Regions from separate parts of the Homo sapiens genome. Here region 1 is linked to region 2. Evidence: read pairs that join two places in POLR2A ChIA-PET (ENCODE). Cell type or tissue: HCT116. All regions are shown on one strand. Links, peaks and the distances in the headings refer to the core of each region. The heading gives the core; the rest is flanking DNA.

Region 1 (10,454 bases), core at 4,333-8,332, 250 kb before region 2:
AGCTGGCCCAAGGGGGGCCTGCTTGCCTCCTTTTTTTTTTTTTTGAGACGGAGTTTTGCTCTTGTTGCCCAGGCTGTGTGCAATGGCGTGACCTTGGCTCACTGCAACTTCCACCTCCCAGGTTCAAGCAATTCTCCTGCCTCAGCCTCCTGAGTAGCTGGGATTACAGGCGCCCACGACCATGCCTGGCTAATTTTTTGTATTTTAAGTAGAGACAGGGTTTCACCATGTTGGGCAGGCTGGTCTCAAACTCCTGACATCAGGTGATCTGCCCACCTCGGCCTCCCAAAGTGCTGGAATTATAGGCATGAACCATCGCTCCCAGCCCTCCTTTTGGTCTTGTCACAGCGTCCCCCACCTCCTCCCCTGTGGTTGTCCCCCACCTACTGTGCGACACTCCCTTCTCACAGATGGTCAACACTCCCTCCCTTCTGAAACCCGTCATCAGGGGAACTATGTCCACCCTCTGAGGGCATCAGACATTGTCTGATGTGGTCTCTGCTGTGTTCCCAGCATCCAGCGCACAGTAGGTGCTTAATACATGTTTGGCAAGTAAAGGAGGGAATGGTGTCACCCTGACGCCCGGAGAACCCTGGCCATTGTCTTCTCCAACAGTTACAGGAGTGGTGTGAAGGTCACCCCACATCCCTGCAGATGAGCAAAGCCTGGCCAGACTGGGGTCTGGCAACATCCAGCCCAGTCTTTCTAGCTGGATTGTAGGTTCCCACCTGTCCTACCTGGTGGGGACATTGCCTGGGCAGCCCTTGCTGCTCCTGGGCCACCATGCCCCCTGGTGGCCAAGGCCAGAGCAGGCCAGGGGCCGCCAGTAGCAACTGAGGACACTTGCAGATGAAGACAGAGTGGGAGATACACTTCCGGTTCACGACAGGACTTCTGAACAGTTTGTGCTTAACCCTTTAGGGGAGGATTTGTGCTCAGAACCCTGGAATAGCAGGACAGCGCCAAGGCCACACAGAGACTCACTCTGGACAGAGTGTGCCTAACTGCAGATGGAGCCTGAACCCTGCGCTGCAGAAACACTGAGTGTAAGGAACTGTGGTTAGAGACGACGTTCACAACAAACACACACTGACAAAGTGGACTATCCCTGGCCGGGCATAGTGACTCACACCTGTAATCCCAGCACTTTGGGAAGCCGAGGCGGGTGGATCACCTGAGGTCAGGAGTTCCAGACCAGCCTGGCCAACATGGTGAAACCACATCTCCACTAAAAGTACAAAATAATTAGCTGGGCGTGGTGGTGTGCGCCTGTAATCCCAGCTACTCAGGAAGCTGAGGCAGGAGAATCGCTTGAACCTGGGAAGCAGAGGTTGCTGTAAGCTGAGATTGCACCATTGCATTCCAGCCTGGGCAACCAGCGAAACTCCATCTCAAAAAAAAAAAATAAAAATAAAAAAAATCAAAAAAATCAGAGTACTAAGAAAATAAAATTCATGTGGAAATTAACCTTTTCCTTTCCTTTCCCAGCCAATTTCATTGTAATCTCACCATGTGAGCATAAATTTGGGACGAAATAAGAAACTTCATCTTATTTATTTATTTATTTATTTATTTTGAGGTGGAGTTTCCCTCTTGTCACCCAGGTTGGAGTGCAATGGTGAGATCTCGGCTCACTGCAACCTCCGCTTCCCAGGTTCAAGCAATTCTCCTGCCTCAGCCTCCCGAGTAGCTGGGAATACAAGCACCTGCCACTACACCCAGCTAATTTTTGTATTTTTAGTAGAGATGAGGTTTCACCATGTTCACCAGGCTGATCTGGAACTCCTGACCTCAGGTGATTCGCCCACCTAGGCATCCCAAAGTGCTGGGATTACAGGCTCCTGTCACCACACCTGGCTAATTTTTGTATTTTTAGTAGAGATGGAGTTTTACCATGTTGGCTAGGCTGGTCTTGAACTCCTGACCTCAAGTAGTCTTCCCGCCTTGGCTTCCCAAAGTGCTGGGATTCAGGCATGAGCCACCGTGTCCCTCCTCTTTCAATATTCTTATGTTGAAATGTGATTGTATTTTTTTTTTTTTTTGAGACGGAGTCTCGCTGTTGTCACCCAGGCTGGAGTGCAACAGCACGATCTCAGCTCAGGTGTGAGCCACCGCGCCTGGCCTGTTTTTTCTTTTTTTTTTTTTTAACTGAGTCTCACTCTGTCACCCAGGCTGGAGTGCAGTGGCATGATCTCGGCTCACTGCAAGCTCTGCCGCCACGAGGGCCGGCTAATTTTTTGTATTTTTAGTAGAGACGGAGTTTCACCGTGTTAGCCAGGATGGTCTCCATCTCCTGACGTCATGATCTGCCCACCTTGGCCTCCCAAAGTGCTGGGATTACAGGCGTGAGCCATTGCGCTCGGTCCTCTGTTTTTTATTTATTTTTCAGACAGGGTCTTGATCTGTCGCTCAGGCTGGAATGCCGTGGTGGGATCATGGCTCACTCCAGCCTTGAACTCCTGGGCTCAAGTGATCCTCTGCCTCAGCTTCCCCAGTAGATGGGACTATGGGTGCGCACCACCATGCCCGGCTAATTTTTTTGTATTTTTTGTACAGACAGGGTGTCACCATGTTGCCCAGGCTGCTCTTGAACTCCTGAGCTCAAGTGATTCTCCTGTCTTGGCCTCCCAAAGTTTTGGGATTACAGTCGTGAGCCACTGCACCCAGCCTGTGATTGTATTTTGGAGGTGGGGCCTCTGGGAGATGATTATGTCATGAGGGTGGAGCTAGAGAGCGGGAAGCAAACCAGGAAGCAGGCCCTCGCCAGACTCCGAATCTGCTGGCACCTTGATTTTGAATTTCCCAGCCTCTAGATCAGTAAGAAATAAGTATTTGTTGTTTGTAAGCCCCTCAGTCTATGGTAATTTGTCAAAGCAGCCGGAATAGGAGGAGACAGGATGTGAGGTGGCCACTGCGAGGATTTCTGCCTGCGTATATTTCCTCAGGTGCTGGGTTCTAGAAGCTGTGTTCAAAAGAAAGTTGTCCATTTTCTTTTTTATTTTTATTATTATTTTTAGAGACCGGTTCTCACTCTGTTGCTCAGACTGGATTGCAGAGCTGCAATCGTGGCTCACTGCAGCCTCGACCTCCCAGGCTGAAGCAATCCTTCCACCTCAGACTCCTGAGTAGCTGGGACTATAGGCACACACCACTATGCCTAGCAATTTTTTTTTTTGTTTTTTGAGACGGAGTCTCGCTCTGTCACCCAGGCTGGAGTGCAGCGGCGCGATCTCAGCTCTGCCACCCAGATTCAAGTGATTATCCTGCCCAAGCCTCCTGAGTAGCTGGGATTACAGGCACCCACCACCAAGCCCTGCTAATTTTTGTATTTTTAGTAGAGACGGGGTTTCACCATGTTGGCCAGGCTGGTCTCGAACTCCTGACCTCAGGTGATCCACCTGCCTCGGCCTCCCAAAGTGCTGGGATTATAGGCATGAGCCACCATGCCCGGCCGCCTGGCAATTTTAAATTTAAAAAAAAAAGTGTTTTTTTTGTTTTTTCGAGAGGGAGTCTAGCTCTGTCAACCAGGCTGGACTGCAGTGGCGTGATCTTGGCTTACTGCAACCTCCACCTCCTGGATTCAAGTGATTCTCCTGCCTCAGCCTCCCACGTATCTGGGATTACAGGTGTGCACCACCGTGGCTGGCTAATTTTTGCATTATTTTATTTTTATTTTTATTTATTTTATTATTACTTTTTTTTAGATGGAATCTCACTCTGTGGTCCAGGCTGGAGGGCAGTGGCCTGATCTCAGCTCACCACAACCTCCAACCTCCCGGATTCAAGCGATTCTCATGCCTCAGTCTCCTGAGTAGCTAGGATTTACAGGTGCCCACCACCATGCCCGGCTAATTTTTTTGTATTTTTAGTAGAGATGGGATTTCACCATGTTGGCCAGGCTGGTCTCAAACTCCTGAGCTTAGGTGATCCATCTGCCTTGGCCCCCCAAAGTGCTGGGATTACAGGTGTGAGCCACCTCGCCCTGCCAGGTTTATTTATTTTTGAGAGGGAGTCTTGCCCTGTTGCCCAGGCTGGACTGCAGTGGCGTGATCTTGGCTCACTGCAACTTCTGCCTCCTGGGTTCAAGCGATTCTCCTGCCCCAGCCTCCCGAGTAGCTGAGATTACAGGCACCCGCTACCACGGCTGGCTAATTTTTATATTTTAGTAGAGACAGGGTTTCACTATGTTGGTCAGGCTGGTCTCAAACTCCTGACCTCGGCCGGGCGCAGTGGCTCATGCCTGTAATCCCAGCACTTTGGGAGGCCGAGGCGGGCGGATCACGAGGTCAGGAGATGGAGACCACGGTGAAACCCCATCTCTACTAAAAATACAAACAATTAGCTGGGCGCGGTGGCGGGCGCCTGTAGTCCCAGCTACTAAGGAGGCTGAGGCAGGAGAATGGCGTGAACCCAGGAGGCAGAGCTTGCAGTGAGCTGAGATCGCGCCACTGCACTCCAGCCTGGGCGACAGAGCGAGACTCCATCTCAAAAACAAAACAAAACAAAACAAAAACAAAACAAAACAAAACAAAAAAAACTGCTGACCTCAAATGATCTCCCTGCCTTGGCCTCCCAAAGTGCTGGGATTACAGGCGTGAGGCACCATGCCTGGCTGATTTTAATTTTTTTTTTTTTTTGAGATGGAGTCTCACTCCATCACCCAGGCTGGAGTACAATGGTGCCATCTTGGCTCACTGCCACCTCTGCCTCCTGGGGTCACTGTCTTCTGCCTCAGCCTCCAAGTAGCTGGGATTAGAGGCGTGCAGCACCACACCCAGCTGATTTTTGTATTTTTAGTAGAGACTGTGTTTCGCTATGTTGGCCACATTGGTCTTGAACTCGCGACCTCAGGTGATCCACCTGCCTCGGCCTCCCAACATGGTGGGATTACAGACATGAGCCACCACGTCCAGCTGATTTTAAATTTTTTATAGAGACAAAGTCTTGCTACGTTGCCCAGGTTGGTCTCAAACTCCTGGCCTCAAGTGATACGCCTGCCTCGGCCTCCCAAAGTACTGGGATTACAGGCAGATGTTTTATTTTTTATAGAGACGGGGTCTTGCTACGTTGCCCAGGCTAGTCTCAAACTTTTGGACCTGAACCATCATCCCATCTCAGCCTCCTAAGGAGCTGGGACTACAGGTATGCTCCACCACATCTGGCTTCTATCATTTGTTTTTTGTTTCACTATGTTTTGTTTAGAGAGCGGGTCTCACTCTGTCACCCAGGCTGGAGTGCAGTGGGGCGATCATAGCTTGCTGCAGCCTCAACCTCCTGGGCTCAAGCGATCCTCCTGCCTCAACCTCCCTCCCGCCTCATCCTCTAAGTGGATGAGGGATGACATGGATGAGGACATGGCTTGTGGGAAAAGGAAGGTCACTCACTTCCTGAGTCAGGGTCCCATGGATGCTGCACAGGGCATAGCCTACTCGGAAATGACTCAACAGGAGGAGCTGTGTGACCCTAGTCTGCCGGGCGCCCAGGCCAAGGTGACTGCCTGGGTGTAGGCTTTGTGTGAAACATTGGTCAACCCAGGATAGACCTGCTGTCCACATGCAGGTTCACACCTCCCAGCTGGGGGCTGCACACCTGCTGGAAAGGTGGCTGGTCCCATGGCAGGCTCGTCATGCTGTGCTCTGGTCCAGCTCAGGTTCAAGATGTGAATCCCATGCAGGGGCTGGAGAGGTATGAGATGGGCCAGATGGGCCCCTGCCTGTCTGTCTGGAGAAGATGATGTCCAAGCTGATGATGAAGGATAAGCAGAGTCTACCTTGAGTGAAAAGGCTGCCTGGTGCTGAACTGGTGGGGATGGGGCAGAAGGAGCCCAGGCATCGATGGTTGGGGTGCTGTGATCACCATGTTGAGACTCAAACACTCGCACAGGGCCGGTGTGGTGTCTCACGACTGTAATCCCAGCACTTTGGGAGTCCAAGGTGGGAGGATTGCTTGAGCTCAGGAGTTGGAGACCAGCCTGGCCAACATGGTGAAACCCTGTGTCTACTAAAAAATACAAAAAAATTAGCTGGGAATGGAGGCAGGTGCCTGTAATCCCAGCTACTCGGGAGGCTGAGGCAGGAGAATCTCTTGAATCTGGGAGGCAGAGGTTGCAGTGAGCCGAGATCACACCACTGCACTCCAGCCCGGGCAACAGTGCAAGACTCCATCTCAAAAAAAAAAAAAAAATTAACCGGGTGTGGTGGCACGTATCTATAGTCCCAGCTACACAGGAGGATGAGGCAGGAGGGTCGCTTGGGCCAGGGCGTTTGAGGCTGCAGTGAGGCTCAAGTGATTGCACCACTGCACTCCTGCCCGGGCAACAGAGTGAGACTCTGTCTCTAAACGACACATAGCAAAACAAAATACAAAAACGTTGCACATCCAGCAGAGCCCCTTGGGGCTCGAGGCTAAGATGGCTTGTGTATCTCTCATGGGGAACTAACCTGAGAGTGACATGAGGGCCTTCACACCATATGTGTGTGCTGAGCGGCCCTGTCTGTCCACAATAAAGACACAGGGAAAGCCCAGGAGAATTGAAAACACGTGGTCCAGCCAAAACTCACAGAGCAGCACTATTCACAGTCGCCACAAGGGGGAAGCAACCCGAATGTCCATAAAAGGATGGATAAGGCCGGGCACCGTGGTTCACGGTGGTAATCCCAGCACTTTGGGAGGCCAAGGCGGGCAGATCACTTGAGTCCAGGAGTTCAAGACCAGCCTGGGCAACAAGGTGAAACCCCATGTCTAGAAAATATAGAAAAATTAGCCTGGCATGGTGGTGCCTGTCATTCCAGCTATTTGGGGGGCTGAGGTGGGAGGATCCCTTGAGCCTGGGAGGTGGAGGTTGCAGTGAGCTGAGATCATACCACTGCACTGGGCTATAGAGCAAGATCCTGTCTCAAGAAAAAAAAAAAAAAGCCGGGTGCAGTGGCTTATGCTTGTAATCCCAGCGCTTTGAGAGGCCGAGGCAGGTGGATCACAAGGTCAGGGGTCTGAGACCAGCCTGGCTAATATGGTGAAACCTCATCTCTACTAAAAATCCAAAAATTATCTGGGCTTGGTGGTATGCGCCTGTAGTCCCAGCTACTCAGGAGACTGAGGCAGGAGAATTGCTTGACCCTAGGAAGCAAAGGTTGCAGTGAGCCGAGATCAACCCACTGCACTCCAGCCTGGGTGACAGAGCAAGACCCTGTCTCAAAAAAAAAAAAAAAAGATCAACAGTTTGGTCCATCCATATAATGGGATATTATTCACTCATAAAAGGAACAAAGCAATGATCCATGCTACAGTGCAGATGAACCTTGAAAACATAGTGCTGAGAGATCCCAGGCTACAAGAGGTCACAGGGTATGAGATTCCATTGATATAAAATATCCAGAACAGGCAAATTCACAGACAGGAAGCAGATTACTAGTTGCCAGGGGCTTGGGGAGGGAGGAGGAATGAGGAGTGACTGCTGATGGCAATGAATCTCCTTTTGGGGGAATGAAAATGTCCCAGAACTAGATAGAGATGATAACTGTGCAACACTGTGAACGTACTGAATACCACTGAGCAGTCCACTTTACAGATAATACTATTTTATATACATATAAAATAGAGCAAGACTCTGTCTCTGCTAATATCCTCCTGGGTTCAAGTAATCCTCCCGCCTCAGCCTCCTAAGTAACTGGGACTACAGGAACACACCACCATGCCTGGCTATTTTTTTTTTTCGAGGTAGAGTCTCCCTCTCTCGCCCAGGCAGTGGTGTGATCTTGGTTCATTGCAAACTCTGCCTCCGGGTTCAAGCGATTCTCCTGCTTCAGCCTCCCGAGTAGCTGGGATTACAGTTGTGCGCCACCATACCGGCTAATTTTTATATTTTGTATTTGTATTTATTTATTTTTTGAGAGAGAGAGTCTTACTCTGTCACCCAGGCTGGAGCACAGTATCAGGATCTTGGGTCACTGAAACCCTCCACTCCCTGGTGCAAGTGAATCTCCTGCCTCAGCCTCCTGAGTAGCTGGGACTACAAGTGCACGCCACCACACCCGGCTAATTTTTGTATTTTTAGTAGAGACAGGGTTTCACTATGGTGGCCAGGCTGGTCTCAACTCTTGGCCTTAAGTGATCCGCCCACCTCGGCTTCCCAAAGTGCTGGGATTACTGGCTTGAGCCACGGCACCTGGTTGCCTGGCTAATTTTTATACATTTTTTGTAGAGACTAGGTCTCACTATGTAGCCCAGGCTGTTCTTGAACTCCTGGGCTCAAGGGATCCTCCTGCCTCGGCCTCCCAAAGTACTGGGATTACAGGCGTAAGCCAGCACAACCTGCAAAAAAAGTTAAATTTGTTATGGTAATTTCACCTCCAAACAAAAAAATCTGGGCAAATAACTCCCCTCACTCCCAGGTGTATGGAGGCTGGTCCCCTCTAAGAATGCAGGGACCGGCTGGGCGCGGTGGCTCAGGCCTGTAATCCCAGCACTTTGGGATGCCAAGGCAGGTGGATCACGAGGTCAGGAGTTCAAGACCAGCCTGGCCAACACAGTGAAATGCTGTTCCTACTAAAAATACAAAAAATTAGCTGGGCTTGGTGGCGGGCACCTGTAATCCCAGCTACTTGGGAGGCTGAGGCAGGAGTATCGCTTGAACCTGGGAGGTGGAGGTTGCAGTGAGCAGAGATCGCGCCTCTGCACTCCAGCCTGGGCGACAGTGCAAGACTCCATCTCAAACAACAACAACAACAAAAAAAAACACAGGGACCAGGACACCTGGGTGCATGAGGGAGTCTGCCCCTGAGAGGGCTGGGAAGGGAGGATTCCAGGAGCAGGCTGCTGAAGGCCTCATATGCTGATGGAGCATGGGGTTCCTTCCTCTCTAGGCGAGGCCAGACCAGAGGAAAATGATCAGTGGAGGAGATGGGGACTCAGGCTTCCATTCACGTCATCTGGCTCAGGATTTGGGGACTGCATCCTCATGCTGAAGACCCCGCCACAGAGGGGGCCCCTGTGGGCATGGCAGCAAGGGTGGCAGCCGTCTTTGGGATGGCTCACAAAGCGGACAGAGGAAACAACAAAGACACAGCACGTGGCTCCTGTAAGTCATTTTACTTTGAATATATAGGAAACAAAATCCACAAACAGGAAGCTATGTTCTATGGTTATGTCTTTTAAACAATGTTCTGTATTTACAAATTGTTTTTTTCCCTAAGTAAAAGCACCAGCTGAAAAGTTATAGGCTGCTAAAACCGTTACAAATATTACAAACCCATTAAAAGACATTATGCCAAACGTACTTATTAAAAACCTTAACAAAACGAAGAGACAACTGACAACGCAACCAACCAATTGAGCCACCATGCTGGGCTGGGTGGCAGTTCCAATTTCCTTGCCTGTGTTTCTGATAAACGGGGCTGGGAGTGCTTATCCCAGGGAGAGGATCCTCGCCCACCGGCAGGTGACTACAGGGACAGAGCTGGGGAGAGGCAGCTGTGTCTCAAGGAAACATGGCAGCCTCACTTCCTGCTGTAGGTGGCCTCCTGGTCAGACCCCCTCAACCCACAGGACAAGGGCAGAGGCATACAGGAGGGTCTGGCCAGCTTTCGGCTGTTCATCTGTCAACAGAATGCCTTTCTGCGACCTTGTCCTCATCCACTGAAGGGTTTGGAGTTTTTGTTTTTTCCTAGACACTTAGCTACAGGACACTGTGTGATGTGTCCTCAGGGACTTGCTGTCTGCCTTCCATTGTTTTTTTTTTTTTTTTTGAGACAAAGTCTCACCGTCACCCAGGCTGGAGTGCAGTGTCGCGATCATGCTCACTGCAGCCTCAATCTCCTGGGCTCAAGTGATCCTCCTGCCTCAGCCTCCCAGTTAGCTGGGACTACAGGCATGCGCCACCGTGTCTGGCCTCTATTCTTGCAATTGAATGAGATGCTATGAGGCGCTGAGCGACCCACAGGAAAGTACTTATCAAAAGCTTTGTGTCATGAGAAGATGCGGCTGTGGAAGGAGGTTCAAAGCTTGCACACACGCACACACACACATGCACATGATTTGGCTTCCATAAAGCTCGAGTAGAATATTAAATATTGAGTACTGAGTTTTTAATTGTAAACTTAAGATCTCATCCTTAACTTTACATATACATAGATAACAGGGTGGTCATGAAAAGCACTTTAACATCAGGACAGATGTTAAGTTCTGAGGTTCTGTTTTCAACTGCTCTACATACAAAATGCCCTACAAGCAAAGAAAGGCTTAAATAAATAGATGGGGATGAACATGATGCACGCCGTGGTGACATGAGTGGTGTGCAGGGGTCGGACAGTGCGGAACCCGGGTGGGCAGGAGCACATTGTGGAGACACAAGTGGTGGCATCTCTGGGATGTAGGGGAGGATGTGGGGGGCTCCTTCAAGGTGGAGCTAGCAGAGGCCATGGCTCGGGAGGAAGACAGGACAGGGACAGTTTGTGGGC
Region 2 (10,185 bases), core at 6,186-10,185:
ACGCACTGACCATGTCGGAGGACAGACCCATGCTGCAGTTAAGTGGGTCGCTTGGTGGGTGGGGGGACTAGGGAGCTTAAGGGAGAGACTCGAGGAGAGGGGGTACCCAGGCCTCACTCCCTCCTGCCCTCACCCCCCAGGTTCCTCCTGCACACCAGCTTCCTGTCTCCCCTGTTCATCCTGTGGCTCTGGACAAAGCCCATTGCACGGGACTTCCTGCACCAGCCGCCGTTTGGGGAGACGCGTTTCTCCCTGTGCGTATTGGGTGGGGCTAGGAGGTAGCTGGGGCTCCCCTGGGTGCCCTAGCCTCTGAGATTCAGGGAGGAGCCTGGGGAAGATCCTGGGGGGTCGGGGGCGACCTTCTTAGTCCCTTGCCCCCGGCCCTCTCCGCACAGGCTGTCCGATTCTGCCTTCGACTCTGGGCGCCTCTGGTTGCTGGTGGTGCTGTGCCTGCTGCGGCTGGCGGTGACCCGGCCCCACCTGCAGGCCTACCTGTGCCTGGCCAAGGCCCGGGTGGAGCAGCTGCGAAGGGAGGCTGGCCGCATCGAAGCCCGTGAAATCCAGCAGAGGGTATGGACGCCCCGATGACCTAGGCCAGAGGGAACCTGGGGCTCAGGGTGGGGTTCCTGGTCCTTTGGGCGTGGAGTCGTCCCAAACCAGAAGGCCTCCTGCTGCAGCCACCCCTGCTACCTGCCCACAGGTGGTCCGAGTCTACTGCTATGTGACCGTGGTGAGCTTGCAGTACCTGACGCCGCTCATCCTCACCCTCAACTGCACACTTCTGCTCAAGACGCTGGGTGAGATGCCGCGGTGTGGGGGTGGAGGAGGGGCGGAGTTGGAAGATAAAACAGAGTGGAGGTGGACTCTGGCGGGGACCGCGGTGGGGGGGGAGAGGCGGGGCCTAGGCAGGGGGCGGAGACTGTGGTAAGGCAGGGTCTGAGCAGGAAGCGGAGCCTGGAGTGGGGCTTGCCTTGGACAGGAAGTGGAGCCTGGGGATGGGTGCAATCTGAGCAGGAGGCGGGGCCTGGGTAGGGGGCGGGGACTGTGGTGAGGCAGGGTCTGAGCAGGAGGTGGAGTTTGGGATGGCGTTTGCCTTAGGAGGTGGAGCCTGGGGAGGGGTTGCGTCTTGGCAGGAGGCGGGGCCTGGGGAGGGGGCAGGGCATGTATTGAGGCAGGATCTGAGCAGGAGGTGGGGCCTGGGGTAGGGTTTGCCTTGGACAGGGGGCAGCGCCTGAGGGGGTGGAGACTGGGCTGGAGATGGAGTCTGAGACAGGGGTGGGAGTGTCTGGAGGAATGGGCCTGGCCCCCCGTGCCAGCCCTGTCCCTCGCCCCCTCCCCCATTTTTCCACTCATACCTCGCTTCATCCTCTTCTCCTAGGAGGCTATTCCTGGGGCCTGGGCCCAGCTCCTCTACTATCCCCCGACCCATCCTCAGCCAGCGCTGCCCCCATCGGCTCTGGGGAGGACGAAGTCCAGCAGACTGCAGCGCGGATTGCCGGGGCTCTGGGTGGCCTGCTTACTCCCCTCTTCCTCCGTGGCGTCCTGGCCTACCTCATCTGGTGGACGGCTGCCTGCCAGCTGCTCGCCAGCCTTTTCGGCCTCTACTTCCACCAGCACTTGGCAGGCTCCTAGCTGCCTGCAGACCCTCCTGGGGCCCTGAGGTCTGTTCCTGGGGCAGCGGGACACTAGCCTGCCCCCTCTGTTTGCGCCCCCGTGTCCCCAGCTGCAAGGTGGGGCCGGACTCCCCGGCGTTCCCTTCACCACAGTGCCTGACCCGCGGCCCCCCTTGGACGCCGAGTTTCTGCCTCAGAACTGTCTCTCCTGGGCCCAGCAGCATGAGGGTCCCGAGGCCATTGTCTCCGAAGCGTATGTGCCAGGTTTGAGTGGCAAGGGTGATGCTGGCTGCTCTTCTGAACAAATAAAGGAGCATGCCGATTTTTACAAACAGGGTCTGAGTGGTTTGGGACTCGGGCTTGTGCAGGGTGGTAGCTGTCTTGCACGTCCCTGTGGCACCTGCCCGGGTGCAGGGTGGGGGCTGCGCGGGAGGGAGAGAGGAGCAGGACTGAGAGGGGAGCAAAGGTCTGGGAGGAGAAAGGAGAGCAAGAAGGAGGCCAGGCTCGGCGGCTCACGCCCGTAATCCCAAATCCCAGCACTTTGGGAAGCCAAGGCGGGCAGATCACTTGAGGCCAGCAGTTTGAGACCAGCCTGGTCAACGCATGGTGAAACCCAGTCTTTACTAAAATAACAAAAATTAGGCATGGTGGCGCATGCATGTAGTTCCAGCTACTGAGAAGGATGAGCCAGAAGAGTCGCTTGAACCTGAGAGGTGGAGGCTGCAGTGAGCCGAGATCGCATCACACTCCAGCCTGGGTGACAGAGTGAAACTCTGTCTCAAAAAAAAAAAAAAAGAAAAAGAAGAAATGCAAGTGTCCCAGGAAAAGTCCAAAAGCAGGATGGAAGAGACCAGAAATCAGGGGAAGTTGGAGTCCCAGCTGAGAGGGCAGGTGGCCTGGGACGGACGGGCAGGTGAGAGAAATGCACCATGAGGGAGTGCCAGGAGAAGGTTAGATGGGCAGGGAAACCTTAGAGGAAAACCAGTTTGAGGAATGGGAGGGCGGGGAGCCCACAGTGATGCCAGCGTCTGCTACAGGTATGCAGGTGACTTGTATAGATATCACACACAGGGAGGGGGGAGGGGCATATTGAGGCCTTGGTGACCCAGGGAAGGGATGTGGGGCCGTCATGGACTCTGAAATTGTCCTGTAGCTGTGACTCCAGGGTGTGTCCACACGTGTGTTACAATGTAAGGTGCAGGCTGGGTGCCGTGGCTCATGCCTGTAACCCAACACTTTGGGAGACCGAGGCAGGCCAATCACCTGAGGTCAGCAGTTCAAGACCAGCCTGGCCAACATGGTGAAACCCTGTCTCTACTAAAATACAAAAAAAATTAGCCAAGCGTGGTGGTGCACACTTGTAATCCCAGCCTCTCGGGAGGCTGAGACAGGAGAATCGCTTGAACCCGGGAGGCAGAGGTTGCAGTGAGCCAAGATCATGCCATTGCACTCCAGTCTGGGTGACAGAGTGAGACTCCATCTCAAAACAAAAACAAAAACAATGTAAGGTGCATATGTAACCTTTTTGTATAAGTAAGATGTATACAGACAGTTCCCTGACTTAGAACGGTTTAAGAATTTTCTTTTTTAAAATTTTCATCAGGCTGGGTATGGTGGCTCACATCTGTAATCCCAGCACTTTGGGAGGCCGAGGCGGTGGATCACGAGGTCAAGAGTTTGAGACCACCCTGGCCAACATGGTGAAACCCCATCCCTACTAAAAATACAAAAATCAGCCAGGTGCGGTGGCAGGTGCCTGTAATCCCAGCCACTCAGGAGGCTGAGGCAGGAGAATCGCTTGAACCCCAGAGGCAGAGGTTGCAGTGAGCCAAGATCGCGCCATTGCACTCCAGCGTGGGTGACAGAGCGAGACTCTGTCTCAAAATAAATAAATAAATAAAAATAGGAAAGATAGAAGGGGGTGGTTGAGGTCTTTGTGTGTGGCTCAGAGGGAAGATAAATATTTTAATTTTTGTGTGTGTGTGTAGTTTTTTTTTTTTTTTTTTTTTTGAGATGGAGTCTCGCTCTGTCGCCCAGGCTGAAGTGCAGTGGCGCGATCTCGGCTCACTGTAAGCTCCGCCTCCCGGGTGCACGCCATTCTCCTGCCTCAGCCTCCCGAGTAGCTGGGACTACAGGCGCCCGCCACTACGCCCGGCTAATTTTTTGTATTTTTAGTAGAGACGGGGTTTCACCGTGTTAGCCAGGATGGTCTCGATCTCCTGACCTCGTGATCCGCCCTCCTTGGCCTCCCAACGTGCTGGGATTACAGGCGTGAGCCACCGCACCCGGCAGTGTGTGTGTATTTTTAATAGAGATGGGTTTCACCATGTTGGCCAGGCTGGTCTGGAACTCCTGGCTTCAAGTGATTCACCTGCCTCGGCCTCCCAACGTGCTGGGATTACAGGCCTGAGCCACCGCGCCCACCGCGCCCGGCCAAACATTTAAATTCTTGTTGATGTATCCATTGTAACCACCATATCCGTGCCTCTCACAGGACGGGGTGGTTCTGCTCCAAAGGAACACATGTTGATGTCTGGAGACATCTTTTAGTTGTCACCACAAGGGGTGGAGGTGTTGCTCTTGGTGTCTGAAGAATGGAGGCCAGAGATGCTGCTCAACACCGTGTGGTGCCCAGGATGGCCTCACCCCAGAGGATTATCAGCGCCAAATGTCAGCAGTGCTGATGTTGTGAAGCCCTATGGGTGAAGAAACGGAATATACCATTTCCAGACAAGCCGAAACAAAATAAAAAGGGGAAATAAAACTCATAGATAAAACAAAATATAACCTTCAACTTTTAAAATAGTAAAATAGTTTTTAAAATTATTTGTAGAGGGCTGGGTGCAGTGGCTCACGCCTGTAATCCCAGCAGTTTGAGAAGTGGAGGTGGGCAGATCTCTTGAGCCCAGGAGTTCATCAGCTCGGGTGACATAGCAAGACCCCGTCTCTACAAAATATAAAAAATTAGCCAGGCATAGTGGCCCACGCCTGTAGTCGCAGCTACTCGGGAGGCTGAGGTGGGAGAATCACTTGACCCTGGGAGGTTGAGGCTGCGGTGAGATGTGATTGTGCCACTGTACCCTAGCCTGGGTGACAGAATGAGAACCCTGTCCCACCAAAAAAAAAAATTATTTATAGAGACAAACTCCAGGTCTCAAGTGATCCTCCTGCCTCAGCTTTCCAAAGAACTGGGATTACAGGTGTGAGCCACCATGCCTGGCCATAAATTAACTGGTTTTTGTTGTTGTTGTTGTTGTTTTGCGACAGGGTCTGGTTCTATCACCCATGCTGGGATGCAGTGGTGCCATCTCGACTCACTGCAACCTCCACCTCCCAGACTCAAGCCATCCTCCCACCTCAGCCTCCTGAGTAGTGGGGATTACAGGCACGTGCCACCATGCCCGGTATTTTTTGTAGAGACAAGGTTTCACCATGCTGCACAGGCTGGTCTTGAACTCGTGAGCTCAAGTGATCCAGCTGCCTCGGCCTCCCAAAGTGCTGAGATTAAAGGCATGAGCCACCGCACCCGGCTGAGATACCATTTTTTACTTGTCAGATTATGGAAGATCAAATATGGGTGAGTATGTGGTATAAATCTATATGATCTATTTGCAGGAATACCTGGCATTCCTATTCCTTTTTGGATAGGTTTCCCCCAAAGATGACCCCAAAAGGACTCAGAGCTAGTGGTTTACCTGGGAGGTGTCCCCAGGCAGCCCCCATGGCGGGTGAGAGCTGAGACGAGGAGGGAAGATGCCCTGCAGGGGGCACCAATGAGCAGGTGACACTGTGGGCAACCAGGCTCAGTCCTGCTGTGGGCCTTAGCGGGGCAGGGTAGAGCAATTATCTCAGGATGATCCCACGTCCGGGCATGGGTTAAGCTACTTACACACCTACCTTCAGTCATCAGCCGCCGGTTGCACCTGGGGTACCATGTTGTGTTTCTTCAGGACACTCCTAGGCTGCGCGGAATTGTTTATAGCAAAAAGCATTTGGTGGCCAGGTGTGGTGGCTCACATCTGTAATCCCAGCACTTTGGGAGGCCGAAGCGTTCAGATCATCTGAGGTCGGGAGTTCAAGACCAGCCTGGCCAACATGGTGAAACCCCGTCTCTACTAAAAATATAAAAATTAGCTGGGCGTGGTGGCGGGCATCTGTAATCCCAGCTACTTGTGAGGCTGAGGCAGGAGAATCACTTGAACCTGGAGGTGGAGCTTGCAGTGAGCCGAGATCGCGCCACTGCACTCCAGCCTGGGCAACAGAGCAAGACTCCGTCTCAAAAAAAAAAGGACTCCTGAAGCTCTTCTTGGACGCAGCTAGCAAACATCTTCTTCACTGTCACTAGTCTAGACAGGTCCACGGGCTCACCTCTATACTGTTAGGAGATGCCACAGTGGTGGGTGGGAGAGGGGAGGGGTTGACCAAGGTTCAGGGGCTGGTGTGAAACGTGGAACTTAGATCAGAAATCTGGGCTGGATGTCAGAGGCGGGGTGCAGATGAGTTCAGCAGCCCCCACCAAATTGCTATCACATTGTCATGGCAATACCTAACAATTGCCCATCCATAAGGGGAACTGAGGGCTCACCTGATTAGACCTACCAATCTTAACTTACCTCACTTGTTTTTAGTTGATTATAAACCCCATAGTGTTAAAAGTCACTCAGCTAAACAATGTATAGCTAAACTCCCAGGCCAGGTGTGGTGGCTCACGCCTGTCATCCCAGCACTTTGGGAGGCCAAGACAGGCAGATCACTTGAGCCAGGAGTTAGAGACCAGCCTGAGAAATATGGTGAGACCCCATCTCTACAAAAAATACAAAAAGTAGCCAGGCGTGGTGGCATGTACCTGTAGTCCCAGCTCCTAGGGGGGCTGAGGTGGGAGGATGGCTTGAGCCCAGGAGTTGGAGGCTGCAGTGAGCCATGGTAGTGTCACTGCACTCCAGCCTGGGCAATAGAGTGAGACCCTGTCTCAAAAAAAAAAAAAAAAAAAAGAAAAGAAAGACAGAAAAATAGGCTGGGCACGGTGGCTCAAGCCTGTAATCCCAGCACTTTGGGAGGCTAAGGCGAGTGAATCACCTGAGGTCAGGAGTTTGAGACCAGCCTGGCCAACATGGTTAAACCCCGTCTCTGCTAAAAATACAAAAAATTAGCCGGGTGTGGTGGCGGGCGCTTGTAGTCCCAGCTACTTAGGAGGCTGAGGCAGGAGAATCGCTTGAACCCGGGAGGTGGAGGTTGCAGTAAGCCGAGATCATGCCATTGCACTCCAGCCTGGGCAAAAAGAGCAACACTCCGTCTCAAAAACAAAGAAACAAAACAAAACAAAAAAACCCAAACAAAAAAACTCCCACTAGTTTCCTTATAGATAATATCTCTATGTATGGGCCACCATGGTAATGGTTGCTCAAGTTGTTCTTCAGGAACAGGATCAGTTCTTGTCCAATCCAAATGGGCTGAGAGCCGAACCTTCACCTTGGCCTGTGTATATTTAGGTGGTGACCTTTGACGTTAGAGGGCCAAACACTCCACCCTCAGATCATGATAACAATGTCATTTTGTGAACACACATCCTATGGAAAAGCCATGAAGCTTGACTACGCACGCACGGTTCCCCGACTGCCCCACTTTTCCCCACGTCTCTGACCACCTTGCTCCTCTATCCCTTAAATATTCCTAAAATCCCATCTTCAGGGAGGCGGATTTGAGATCTGTTCTCCTGTCTCCTCACTCGGCTGCCTCGTGAATAAACTCTTTGCTGCAAAACCTGTCATCTCTGTTGGCATACTGCTGGGCAGAACGAGCCTGGTTTGGTAACATAAGGGAGGCGTGAATTTCTGAGTGGCTGGGACTACAGGCACGCACCTCCAAGACTGGCTAATTAAAAAAAAATTTTTTTTTGAGACGGAGACTTCTCAGTCACTCAGGCTGGAGTGCAGCGGCTCACTGCAACCTCCGCCTCCCAGGTTCAAGCAATTCTCCTGCCTCAGCCTCCTGAGTAGCTAGGATTTTTGTACTTTTAATAGAGATGGGGGTTTCAGCATGTTGGCCAGGCTGGTCTTGAACTCCTGACCTCAAGTGATCCACCTGCCCTGGCCTCCCAAAGTGATGGGATTAAAGGCGTGAGCCACTGCATCCGGCCTAATTTTTCTATTTTTTTGTAGAGATGGGGGGTCTTACTGTGTTGCCTAGGCTGGTCTCAAACTCCTGGGCTCAAGCAAGCCACCTGCCTCAGTCTCCAAAGTGCTGGGATTACAGGCATGAGCCACCACACCCACCCTGGTAAATGTCATCCTGGGGATCCTCTAGGAGAAAACCGCACAGCTGCTGAACAATGTGCACAACGGAGACCAACTCAAAAGAAATCCTGTTGCACGTGAGCAGATTGGAGAGCAGTGGGGGGTCAGCGCAGTGGAACTTATTCCTACTCCCACCCCAACAAGAGCACCAGGCCTGTGCTGGCCCAGCCGCCCCTCCTCTCTGGGCACGCAGAGGCTCCCACTTCTGGCCTGGCAGTGGGTGGGTCCTCCAAGTTGCTCTGGCCAATGGGCTGCAGGTGAAGTGAGCCAGGATTGCCACTGGAGACCCTCTGGTGGCTGCCCCTGCAGATGGTGACTGACGTTCAGGCCTGAAGCCTCAGCCAGCCCCAGAGTGCAGGGCTCTTGGGAAGGAAGGCCATGTTCAAGCCCATGAGACTTTGGGCTGTGCTGGCTGCACAGAGACGGCCCCTCCTGCCTTTGTGGGTGGCCACATATATCCTGAAAGGGATGAGTGTATGCACAGAATCTCTGTGGGAGGAGACAAGAGAAAATGGTCACAGGAGGCCCCCTGCAGAGGGAACTGTTCACCTACTTTTCACTGTAAACCCTTGTGGACAGCTGGTGTTTTCTGGAAAATTGTGGTATGTATTAATTCAAACAACAATTGCATTTAAAAACTTCTTTATTCAAGACTTTTATTCAGAACTTTTATCACAAATGTGTCAAAAGCACTTCAACCCTGTTTGGGGGTTCATGGGGGAAGATGGGGGGGCGGTCAGAGCCAAAGAAGAGCCAGGAGCAGGAGAAGAAGTCATTTAAGTTTTTATTAAATATACTCTCTTGGCACAAATCTTTAAAATATATAAACATTAGATATAAACAGTGTCTTCATGGCATCAAAATATAACTCCAGACCAAGACCAGTGACCAGCAGGGAGGCGAGTGACCGCAGAGCCTGAGGGCCTGGCTGTGTGCAGGGGTGGGGGACAGCACTGTCCCCAACTCCTGCCGGGTCCCACTCAGCTAGGAGCCATCTCCGGGGAGACACACTGGGGTCAGCAGGGACTGGGGGACCCTCCCACCTACCCCTTGTCTCTCCTGCCTAGCCTGTGGCCCCAAATCCACTCATTTGGTCTCACCCACCTGGGGCAGACCCCCAATTCCTACTGCTGTTGCATGCTTGTGGGAGTTGGGTGCCCTCCCATCTCCCTGTGAGGGTTGCCCTGCCTCTCCTGCCAAGTTTAAGTGCTGGGTAAGGGATACCCACACAGTGGGACAGCCCCTCACAGCCATCACAGGCTGCCTGGGCCTCTGGGGACAAGATCAGGGATGGCTGGTGGCCACATGCAAGGAAGGCAGAGAGAGCGGTCTGCACACCTGCAGGTCCAAGGCAAGAACAGGAGGAGGACAGAAGGAAGGGAAATGAAGTCACGACTGGAGATGAACAAGCTCAGATCCCTTCACACAGCGTGTGCTGAGCCAGCTGTCGAAAGCAACACTCACGGTCACGCTCACCCTGGCACCAGGCAGACCAGTCAGGGGTTCGATGTGAATAGATCATAGACCCGGGGTCAGCCAAGTTGAAAACCAAAACAAAACAAACAAAAAAAAGAAATCAAGAAACTCACCATGTCATTAGGAAATGGGTGTTTCTGAGTCCCTGTGATAGCTGGCGGGCCCTGGGGGACTCCTCTGAGAGACCAGTTAGCTGGGGGTTCCCCTGGGTACCTCAGATTTTCCTCACCTCCCACCCCCAAGCTATACTCTATCATGAGGCTCCCACTTCGGGGGATTGAGGCTAGCAGGCACCCCATGCTCCATTTCATAGAAACTGAACAACCCCTGTGGGCTTTAAATTGCTCCATATCCCAGCCAAGTGCCTGCTCAAGTGGGGACCCAAGGACCTGCTGGATACCACAGCTGGGCAGAGGGTTGGGGCACTGAGATGCTAGGCCTGGGGGGCTTCTGGGCCAAAGGAGGTGGTTTGTGTGCTCACATTTCAGCAGATGCCCCAGGATGCAGGTCTGACCCAAACCTGAGGCAGTTCCGTGTCATGGCCTGGGCCTCGAGCCCTGCTGTGCAGAGCAAGCATGAATCTCCTGGGAAGGTTACAAAGCAGGTGGGCATGGGCAGGCAACTCTAGGGGGAGATGCACTCTTGGGGACCCAGCTGCTTGCAGGGTCTAGGATAGACATGAGGCTCTGGGGGACACTGTTCCCAGCAGGAGGCTCTAGTGACTGAGGAGTCGTGGCCATGTGGGAAATACTGGAGAAGGCAGGGCCGGCAGGGTGGGGTGGGCCAGGGGCTGCATTTGTGGC

Evidence for each region. ChIA-PET counts read pairs that join two places held together with the same protein. Peaks named below come from ENCODE experiments on the same cell type or tissue, not always from the same donor. Only the 100,000 strongest peaks of a DNase experiment are listed, where the experiment ranks them.
Region 1: POLR2A ChIA-PET joins it to region 2 with 5 read pairs; 2 of 35 experiments call an interaction of 5 or more read pairs at or near these places.

What each region holds. Positions count from the first base shown.
Region 1 is chr19:19,357,369-19,367,822 of GRCh38, reverse strand. LOC124904656 (a long non-coding RNA gene) reads left to right here. Exons shown (of 2, transcript XR_007067163.1): 2 at 8,862-9,112. It overlaps MAU2 (MAU2 sister chromatid cohesion factor), which reads right to left. Exons shown (of 19, transcript NM_015329.4): 19 at 9,069-10,454. Among named protein-coding and RNA genes, the nearest start is that of MAU2, 42 kb to the right of the region's middle. RefSeq lists enhancers at 641-690, 841-890, 2,638-2,747, 2,768-2,867. In HCT116, for the core only: a CTCF peak has its summit at 6,576 (motif pointing right); a DNase peak (open chromatin) is centred at 6,582; H3K27ac peaks cover 395 bases.
Region 2 is chr19:19,111,377-19,121,561 of GRCh38, reverse strand. SLC25A42 (solute carrier family 25 member 42) reads right to left here. Exons shown (of 8, transcript NM_178526.5): 8 at 8,532-10,185. TMEM161A (transmembrane protein 161A) reads left to right here. Exons shown (of 12, transcript NM_017814.3): 8 at 1-37; 9 at 141-254; 10 at 396-570; 11 at 701-797; 12 at 1,379-2,393. The coding sequence ends at 1,632. Among named protein-coding and RNA genes, the nearest start is that of TMEM161A, 22 kb to the left of the region's middle. RefSeq lists enhancers at 454-1,032, 1,033-1,611, 1,612-2,191, 8,308-8,602 and a silencer at 2,159-2,345. In HCT116, for the core only: a CTCF peak has its summit at 8,438 (motif pointing right); no DNase peak of the experiment used is centred there.